Regions from separate parts of the Homo sapiens genome. Here region 1 is linked to region 2. Evidence: read pairs that join two places in POLR2A ChIA-PET (ENCODE). Cell type or tissue: K562. All regions are shown on one strand. Each heading gives the region's core, and the rest is flanking DNA. Links, peaks and the distances in the headings are about the cores only.

Region 1 (5,383 bases), core at 130-5,129, 150 kb before region 2:
TGGCCAGGCTGGTCTCGAAGTCTGGACCTTGTGATCTGCCCGCTTTGGCCTCCCAAAGTGCTGGGATTACAGGCATGAGCTACTGCGCCTGGCCCTTCTAATAGGAACAAAGTGATTCAAGTATTCAGTTGGCCAAAACTTCCCTTAAAGTAATCATCCAATATTCCCAACTTAAAAAGCCTCTGTTAATGTGTTAAAAACTATGGAAGCAACTAAACAACCTAAAGATGCCCCTAACAGCTGATTCCAGATGATGGTAATTCTCTTACCCGACGAATGTTGCTGATTGGGATATCTGTGAAGACACCTGTAGGAACTGGTGCCATTCCAGGACCTGTGGGAGGCACAACAGCTGCCGGAGCCTATGGGAGGAAAGAAAAAGCTCTTAGTAACTGTGATTCAATCTTAGCGTAAGTACCTGGGAAAGACTGCCAGTGACTATGCAGTTTTTTTTTTTTGTCTTTTGAGACAGAGTCTTGCTCTGTCACCCAGGCTAGAATGCAGTGGCTCAATCATGGTTCACTGCAGCCTCAACCTCCTGGGCTCAAGCAATCCTCCCATCTCAGCCCCTAGAGTAGCTGGGACTACAGGTGCACGCCAACATGCCCAGCTAATTTTTTTGGATTTCTAGTAGAGACGGAAATTAGCCACGTTGCCCTGGCTGGTCTCAAATGCCTGGGCTCAAGTGATCCACCCACCTTGGCTTCCCAAAGTGCTGGGGTTACAAGCATGAGCCACCATGTCCAGTCTAAAAACTAAGCTTTATAGAATACCTATTTCTGTCCCCAGTGAGCAAAAGAGACTTCTGCTTGTTTTAAGAGTTTTAATTTTTTTACTTAGAATTCTGAAGTCATGTTTTAAGTGTCATTTTTCTTTGTATCAGAGTATGTTCAATGACCAGTTTGTGTCAAAATAATTTTGTTTTTGCAAAATTATGTTCAAGAAAAGCAATGGAAGCATTCTTAAGTTGCAAGGAATAATAAATAAGTATAAACAAGCTAATCCATTATCCTAAACAATGTTAAGAAAAGGGGGTTGGGAGGCTCACTTGAGCCTCACAATGACTCACTTGAGGCCAGGAGTTCGTGACCAGGCTGGCCAACATGGCGAAACCCTGTCTCTACTAAACATACGAAAATTAGCCAGGTGTGATGGCATGCACCTGTAGTCCCAGCCACCTGGGAGGCTGGGGCATGAGAATCGCCTGAATCCAGGAGGCAGAGGTTGCAATGAGCCAAGATCGCGCCACTGCACTCCAGCCTGGGCGACAGAGTGAGACTGTCTCAAAAACAAACAAACAAAAAAAACCAAACACCAAAAACAACTCATTCAACTGTACTTTAAAATATTTTGAAAAAGAAAAAAAGAACAAATCTTTTATTTCAAAGCAAAAACCGATTAACTAGCTCAAAACATAATGTGGAATACATGTCAATGTAGTATATCATCTTTGATCTTGTATATAAATGATAGCACACAAATATCTAAATACACTTGGCCCTCCATATCCATAAGTTCTGCATCACTGGATTCAACCAAAGGCAAATCAAAAATATTCCAGAAAAAAACAGATGGTTGCATCTGAACTGCACAAGTACAGACTTTTTGTCCTTATTATTATTTCCTAAGCAATAAAATATAACAACTATTTACATAGTATTTACCTTGTATTTAATATTATAAGTAATCTAGAGATGATTTAAAGTATTTGAGAGGATGTGGGTAAGTTATATACAAATACTACACTATTTTATATAAGAGACTTAAGCATTTGCGAATTTTGGTATACAAGGGGGCTCCTGGAACCAACCTCTCATGGGTACCGAGGGATGACTGTATTATTAAACCACTGAAATTAGAAGAAAACAATCTTGGTTGAGCTATTTCGTTCATAAATAATGTATGAAATGGTCTAACAGGCTGTAGAGACAAACTGCAAAAAAAGTAAGAGCTACACATAACTCACAGGAGCAACTTTACTAGGCACAAAAGAGTCGATATCCTTCTTGGTGATTCTACCATCTGGTCCTGTCCCTGTAAGAGACATAAATATCACATACATGATGACATACCATTGGTTCCCCAAGGAGATCAACGCTGTGATCCTAAACTGCAAGCTCCTAAGGGTTTACTACCAAAAACATTCTGAAAGGTTCACAGCCTTAACCCTACCCCTTAAGGTGCTACCTACAAATACCAGCTTTTGTCAACTATTAATTTTAATCCACACAGAGTACCAGTGTGTGATCTGGAGTGGGTCTTTTCTTTTTAACTACTGCAAATATTCCTTTATGTATTTCTCTTTTAGAGTTTTATCCAAGTTGTACTTAATTTTTTTCATCTTCCTTACTTTTAAATTGGGAAATGTGGCATAAGGATAATGCCGAGCACAGTTTATATCTCCAAAAGGGAAACTAGCTGCCTCCTCCTGGTTAGCTCCAAAAAACCATTCCTAAGCCGTGAAATAGATTTCATTTGGGTTCTGGATTTATGTGACCATAAAGAATTCCTTTTATACAGAATTTACAGGTATAACAATAATTGTTTTGACAAATCAAGTCGATTTTTTCACCCCAAAATAGCACGAATAACTCTTTACTGCAATTATCTTATCTTTAGAATCATTCATTCCTTATGTGGTCTCTATGACTCATAGCTTTTTCACAGTAGCCAAGGCTCTAAACTGGCCCGTGTTAAAGGAAATGAAGGAAAAAGGTGCAATGTCACACATGAGGAAGGATCTTCAAAGTTCTCTCAGTAGGTTTAATTTTACTTATATTCAATTTCCTCCCTCCTCCCACCTACAGCCTCTTAGGTTTAATTTTGGACCCAAGTAGATAATCTTGACCTTTAATTCTACGGAGATTCAGAATTTAGTTATTATTATAGAATACCTTTTACACTGGCCCACTTCTAGGAAAAATTTGGTCAAACTGATTCATCTTCCCCCAAGGCAGACTTTAAAAAGGACTCTTGTTGTGTGTAGTTCTTCCCAATTCCTTTCCTTCATTACGAAAACTGAGTTGGCTAGGATTGTATTTATCCTCACTAGGAGCTCTAGAACAGAGGTGGTAGTACCCCTATTAGATTTCTCTCCTTTGTAAAAGACAGAAACCATAACCTCCCCTTACAACCAAGGCTGATCTAGACACCACAGTCCCTCAAGAGGAGGAAATCCATAGTACCACCTGCCTTATGCTAAGCTTCAGCCACCCACAAGAATTTCCTGACTTAGGAGTTAGTTGAAACCTTGTAAACCCTTTTCCCTATCTCTCTTGGGCGGCACAACAGGCCATCATAAAGCAATATGGTATAAAGGGAACAACACTGGACTATGGGTAACAAAAAGTAGGGATCTTGTCAAACATAAACTATATAAACGTTTCATCCATTTCCATGGAGCAACCAAAATGATCTTTTCAAAACATAATCATTTTATTTCACTTCTTTGCTTAAATTTCTCAATGGCTTCCTCAAGTACTTTAAATAAAATTCAAACTCTTTACCATAATCTATAAGGTCATTTATGTTCTCATCCCTGTTTTTTTCCAATCTCATCTCCTACTAGACCCTTTGCTCATTATGCTTCATTAACACTGGCCTTTTTTTTTTTTCTTTGAGACGGAGTCTTGCTCTGTCGCCCAGGCTGGAGTGCAGTGGCACTATCTCGGCTCACTGCAAGTTTGGCCTCCCAGGTTCACGCCATTCTCCTGCCTCAGCCTCCCGAGTAGCTGGGACCACAGGCGCCTGCCACCATGCCCAGCTAATTTTTTTGTATTTTTAGTAGAGACGAGGTTTCACCGTGTTAGCCAGGATGGTCTCCATCTCCTGACCTGTGATCCACCTGCCTCGGCCTCCCAAAGTGCTGGGATTACAGGCGTGAGCCATTGCGCCTGGCCAACACTGGCCTCTTTTATGTTCCTCAGACATGCTAAACTCTTTCCCATTTCAGACTGTGTACAGCTAGTCTCTCTATCCAAAATGATCTTTCCCCAGTTCTTCACATGGTTGGCTCAAGCTGCCTCCTTCTTATCTTTCAAAACAAATCAAATGTCACCTCATCAAAAAGATCTCCCAACCAACCTGTCTAAAAGTAGTCATGACTGCACATATATCCATTCACCCTTTCACTCACTAGTATATCACTGAGTTTCTTTCTTTCTTAGCACTCAAATCATCTTATTTAATAACAAAAATATTATTATCATTATAGCTAATACCTAGATATGCTTTCTCTGTACAGGCACTGGTTAACTTATTTAAACCTCACAACCATTAAACCTAATGTTTTTATATACAAAGAAATTGTGACACAAAAGGTCACACAGCTAGTATAAAGAGCTGAGGTTCATACCCAAGCATTCCAGCTACAGAGCTCACACTCTTAACTACTATGCTATACTCCCTTTCTGTTCATTTAATTCTTTATTGTTGGTCATATAAGCAACTGAAACTGAAATCTTATCCATCTGATGAACAAGTGTCTGATGTGTAGATAGCAGTCGATGATATTTATCACCTAACTCTGCCTGCATAGTAAGAACAGTGGGATTTTCTTTCTTTCTTTTTTTTTTTTAACACTCCTCTCAGCTCATACCTAAGGGATTTTCCACTTATATCTTTAGTAAGGTAACGAGTATTGCTGAATATCTAATAAATGGTCCTTCTTTGCTTGTCTAAATTCTTTAGATATAATTATTAACCCAGTCCTTTCTCCCTTTAAAAGTTACTCCAACTTACACTGCTGTCCCTGATTCTAATCATATATACATATATGATAGCAATATACTACTGAAATGGCATTAAGATGGAAAAAAAAGAATCTTCCAATATTACAAGAATCTCTGAGGTCCAAAAAATTTACAACATTCTACTCTTGTGTCTTGGGATTGGCTTGACTTCTAACTACAAGATAGCAAATTGCAGATACGGGATAACCACCATTGAGTACCCATAACTAGAAAATTGGGGAAATAAGCATATTTTTCTTTAGTAATTATGGATGGCAGAGCATCAAAACAGAAGGCAGGATAGGGTAGTGTGAAGAAACAGGCTTTAGAGTTAAACAAATCTAGAGTTACACTGCAACTTTACTATTTAACAGGAAGGAAGAACCCTGAAGAGTCTGAGAGTCTGTTTTCTTATCCAGAAAATAAGGAATGATAATTCTTACTTCAAGAAGTGTTGTGTACATTAAGTATGGTAAGTTAAATGACTGACACATAGTACAAGCCATCAAACCAAGTTCCAAGCATAATAACTTCCCCCCATTCCAAATAAGTACCTTAGTTATCCTACACTAAATTTTAGCTTAAGTTTAATTCAAAAAAACTTATTTAAGCACCAGGCAGTAATATCAATATGAATGACAACTAACATGTAT
Region 2 (5,383 bases), core at 275-5,274:
CTGTGAAAATCCAGAACAATAAGGATGAGAAAAATCTTAAAAGATATGAGGACAAAAAGATGTGTTAATTACAAATGAGTTACGATTAGATTGACAGCAGACTTCTCAGCATCAGTAAAAATCAAAAGACAGTAGAGTAATGGCTTCAAAGTACTGGTGGGGTAGAAATAGCTGTTAACTCATAGTTTTAGGTAAGTTATCACTCAAAGTAAAATACGCCAGGAATGCATATTTTATGGTTCAATATTGGAAAATCTCTCAATATAAATTCACTATGTTAATAGACTAAAAGAAAATAAAATCTTATGATTATTCCAACTAATGTGTGGTTCAGCTTCTCTATTTACATGGAGGGAAACTTCTGTTAGAAAATCAGAAATAAAAGAAATTTCCTCAAATTGGTAAATATTATATAACAAAAACTTAGCGCAAACATACTTACCAATGAAAATTTAAATTCATTCTATTCCTTTGAATATCCTGAGCAAGACAAGGATGCCCATTGTCACTCCTAATATTTTACATAGCAGTAAAGGTTCTGACCAATGCCATAACTGAAGAAAAACAAAGAAGAGGTGTAAGAATTGGAAAGGTAGAGATGAAACTGTTATTAGTTATAAATGATATAATAATCTGCTAAAACAACCCCAAAAGAATCAACAGACAGGCCAGGCACGGTGGTTCATGCCTGCAATCCCAGGACTTTGGGATGCTGAGGTGGGAGAATCACTTTAGCCCAGGAGTTTGAGACCAGCTGGACAACATGGTGAAACTCCATCTCTACTGAAAAAAAAAAAGAAAAAAATTAGTCAGGCGTATTGGTGCACACCTGTAGTTCCAGGTACTTGGGAGGCTGAGGTGGGAGAATCACCTGAGCCCAGGAGTTGGAGATTCAAGGCTGCAGCGAGCCAAGATCACATCACCGCACTCCAGCCTGGGGAAGCGGGGGTGAGACCCTGTCCTCCCCCACCCCCCAAAAAATCAGAATCAACAAACTGTTAGAACTAACAAGATAATTCAGCAAACTTGCAGCACACAATGTCAGATTATGGAATACTGTGCTGGTTATCTACTTCTGCATATCAAACGACCTGAAAATTTAGTGGCTTAAAACAACGATCATTTTATTAAACCTTACCAGGTGGTATTCAGCTGGTAGATGGTCTCATCTATAGGTTTTAAGGTGACTTAACTCTCATTCCTGATGCCTTGGCACGGATGGTTGGAAAGGTGGGCTCAGCTGGGCCTCTCTCCCTGTCCACATAGTGTCAGGATCTCTCTACAAGATCTCTCCAGCAGATAGTCAGATTTCTTATACAGTGGTTCAGGTATCCAAGGAGTGTTCCAAAAGACAGAAAGTGGGAGCTGCAAGTTTAAGGCTTGGGCTGGAAATTTACACAGCGTTTCTTTTGCCATAATTTTTTTACCAAAGCAGTTGCAAAGCCTTTCTACATTCCAAGGGAAGGGCACAGACCCCCTACCTCTTGGTGGAGGGAGAGTAAAAGAGTTTCCAGCCAAACTTAATCCTCCACAGCAGCTTACAGGGAGGGAGAAGGTATATGAAATCTCTAAAATTCACAAGGAATAATAGCGTTAATAGCAATAATATACAAGGAATTCCTAAGAATCAGCAAGAAAAGGACAGCTACTCCAATTTTCTTTAAAAAGGACAAAGACTATAGGACATTTATACAAGTGGAAATCAAGAAGCCAACATGCATACAAAGGAATGCTGAAAATAACTAGTAGTCAATGAAATGCAAACCAAAGTAACAATAAGCTATCTCTTTACAACAGTGTTTCTCAATATTGGCATTACCAATATTTTGGGCCAGACAAGTCTTTGTTGTGGGGGCTTGTCTGTGCCTTGTAGGATGTTTGGCAGCATCCCTGGCCTGTACCCACTAGCTGCCAATAGACATCCCCCTTGTAAAAATAAAAAATGTCTCTAGAAATTGCCAATTATCTCCTGGGGGATAAAATTGTCCCAGGTTGAGAACCATTGCTTTACACCTATCAGCATGGCAAAAAATAGAGAGCTGGTTAATGTTTTGTTTTGTTTTGTTTTTTTCTTGAGATGGAGTCTTGCTCTGTCCCCCAGGCTGGAGTGCAATGGCACGATCTTGGCTCACTGCAACCACAGCTTCCCAGGTTCAAGCGATTCTCCTGCCTCAGCCTTCCAAGCAGCTGGGACTTCAGGCGTGTGCCACCACACCCAGCTAATTTTTGTATTTTTAGTACAGATGGGGTTTCACCATGTTAGCCAGGCTGGTCTCTAACTCCTGACCTCAGGTGATCCACCCGCCTTGGCTTCCCGAAGTATTGGGATTACAGGCGTGAGGCACCACATTAATGTTAAGTGTTAGCAGAGATATGGCAACATAGGAAGCCTCAGGCCTTGTTGATGGGTATGTGAGTGGCACAGCCATTCTTGAGAGCAATAGTCAAATTAAATAAAGATATACCTCGGGACTCACCAATTCAGCATATGGGTAATTTACACAGGTCCATAAAGGAACATATATGAGGATATTCTCTGCAGCTTTGTCTGGTATTGGGGAGTTAGAGGCAAATTAAAATGTTGTGGCAGAATATCCTGTCCAATAATAGCAGATATATTTTTCTCAGTGCACATGAAACCTTCTACAGGACAGACCACAAGTTAGGCCACAAAACAAGTTTTAACACATTTTAAAAGACTGAAATCATACAAAGTATCTTTTCTGATCACAAGGAAATAAAATTAGAAATCAATAACAGAAGGAAAAATGGAAAATTCACAAATTAAACAATACACTCTTAAACAACTACTGGATTAAAGAAGAAATCACTGCCGGGTATGGTGGCTCACACCTGTAATCCCAACACTTTGGGAAGCCAAGGTGGGTGGATCACGAGGTCAGGAGATCGAGACCACCCTGGCTAACTTGGTGAAACCCCATCTCTACTAAAAATACAAAAAAATTAGCCAGGCATGGTGGCAGGTGCCTGTAGTCCCAGCTACTCAGGAGGCTGAGGCAGGAGAATGGCGTGAACCCGGGAGGCGGAGCCTGCAGTGAGCCGAGATTGCACCACTGCATACCAGCCTGGGCGACAGAGCAAGATCCGTCTCAAAAAAAAAAAAAAAAAAAAAAAAAAAAAGGAGAAGAAGAAGAAGAAATCACAAGGGAAATTGGAAAATACCTTGAGACAAATGAAAAAGAGAACACGGCTGGGTGCCGTGGCTCACACCTGTAATCCCAATACTTTGGGAGGCCAAGACAGGTGGATCACTTTAGCTCAGGAGTCCTAGACCAGCCTAGGCAAAATGGTGAAACCCCGTCTCAACAAAAAATACAAAAAAATAGCCATGCATGGTGGTGCGTACCTGAAGTCCCAGCTATTTAGAGAGCTAAGGTGAAAGGACCCCTTGCATCCAGGAGGCCAAGACAGTAGTGAGCCATGTTTGCACCTGTCTCAAAAAAAAAAAAAAAAAAAAAAAAGAGAGAGAGAGACAGAGACCCTGTCTCAAAAAAAGAAAAGAAAGAGAGGCTGGGTGCGATGACTTACACCTGTAACCCCAGAACTTTGGGAGGCCGAGGCGGGTGGATTACTTGAGGTCAGGAGTCCCAGACCAGCCTGGTCCACATGGTGAAACCCTATCTCCACTAAAAATACAAAAATTAGCTGGGCACGGTGGCGGGCACCTGTAATCCCAACTACTCAGGAGACTGAGACGGGAGAATGACCTGAATCCTGGAGACAGAGGTTGTAGTGAGCCAAGATCGCACCACTGCACTCTGGCCTGGGCAACAGAGTGAGACTGTCTCAAAAATAAATAAATAAATAAAAAAGAAAGGAAAAAGAGGATACAACATACCAAAACTTATGGGGTGCAGTAAAAGCAATACTAAACAGAAATTTATATCTGTAAACACATACAATAAGTCCTTACTTAACACTGTTGATAGGTTCTTGGAAACTGTGACTTTAATAACAATTTTACCATAGGCTGATGTAAACAAAACTATATTTCTGGTCATGAAAACATAGCTAAACAAAAACATACTTCTGGTCATGAAAATATCATCAAACTTCTCAATAGAAACCAAAAACACTTCTAATTTTTTTTTTTTAATTTTTGTGGGTACATAGTAGGCATATATATATATATATATATATATATATATATTTATGGGGTACATGAATTGTTTTGATTCAGGCATACAATGCATAATAATCACATAATGGACAATGGGGTATCCATCTCCTCAAACATTTATCCTTTGTATTACAAACAATCCAATTATTCTCTTTTTGTCATTTTAAAATGTACAGTTGGGCCAGGGTGGTGGCTCATGCCTGTAATCCCAGCACTTTGGGAGGCCAAGGCTGGCAGATCACTTGAGGTCAGGAGTTTGTGACCAGCCTGGCCAACATGGCGAAACCCCATCTCTACTAAAAAGACAAGAATTAGCCAGGCGTGGTGGTGCGCGGCTGTAGTCCCAGCTACTCGGGAGACTGAGGCAGAAGAATCACTTGAACCCGGGAGGCAGAGGCTGCAGTGAGCCGAGATTGGGCCACTGCACTCCAGCTTGGGTGACAGAGTGAGACCCTGTCACACATGCACACACACAAAAGTACAGTTAAATTATTATTGACTATAGTCACCCTGTTGTGCTATCATATCGTTTTATTCATTCTTTCTGGTTTTTTTTTTTTTGAGCGCCTTAACCATCCCCACCTTCCCCCAACCCACACTACCCTTCTCAGCCTCTGGTAACAATCCTTCTACTCTATTGCTATGAGTTCAATTGTTCCAATTTTCAGATGCCACAAATAAGCAGGAACATGTGATGTTTCTCTTTCTGTGCCTGGTTTATTTCACTTAACATAATGACTTTCAGAGTTCCATCCATGTTGTTGCAAATGACAGTATCTCAATCTTTCTTATGGCTGACTAGTACTCCATTGTGTGTAAGTAACATGTTGTCTTTATCCATTCATCTGTTGACAGACATTTAGGTTGCTTCCAAATCTTGGCTATTGTGAACAGAGCTACCACAAACTTGGGAGTGCAGATATCTCTTTCATATACTGATTTCCTTTCTTTGGGATATACACCCAGCAGTGGGATTGCTGGATCCTATGGTAGCTCTATTTTTAGTTTTTTGAGGAACCTCAAAACTGTTATCTATAGTGTTGTACTAATTTATATTCCCACCAACAGTGTACAAGGGTTCCCTTTTATCCACATCCTGCCAGCATTTGTTACTGCCTGTGTTTTGGACAAAAGCCATTTTAACTGGGGTGAGATACCTCATTGCAGTTTTGATCTGCACTTCTCTGATGATCAATGATGTTGAGCACCTTTTCATGTGCTTGTTTTCCATTTGTGTCTTTT

What was found. Peaks named below come from ENCODE experiments on the same cell type or tissue, not always from the same donor. Only the 100,000 strongest peaks of a DNase experiment are listed, where the experiment ranks them.
Region 1: POLR2A ChIA-PET joins it to region 2 with 5 read pairs; 4 of 35 experiments call an interaction of 5 or more read pairs at or near these places.

What each region holds. Positions count from the first base shown.
Region 1 is chr11:112,040,117-112,045,499 of GRCh38, reverse strand. DLAT (dihydrolipoamide S-acetyltransferase) reads right to left here. Exons shown (of 14, transcript NM_001931.5): 8 at 1,967-2,034; 9 at 270-362. Among named protein-coding and RNA genes, the nearest start is that of DLAT, 17 kb to the right of the region's middle. In K562, for the core only: no CTCF peak of the experiment used is centred there; DNase peaks (open chromatin) are centred at 349 and 2,669.
Region 2 is chr11:111,894,621-111,900,003 of GRCh38, reverse strand. No RefSeq gene overlaps it. Among named protein-coding and RNA genes, the nearest start is that of CRYAB, 14 kb to the left of the region's middle. In K562, for the core only: no CTCF peak of the experiment used is centred there; no DNase peak of the experiment used is centred there.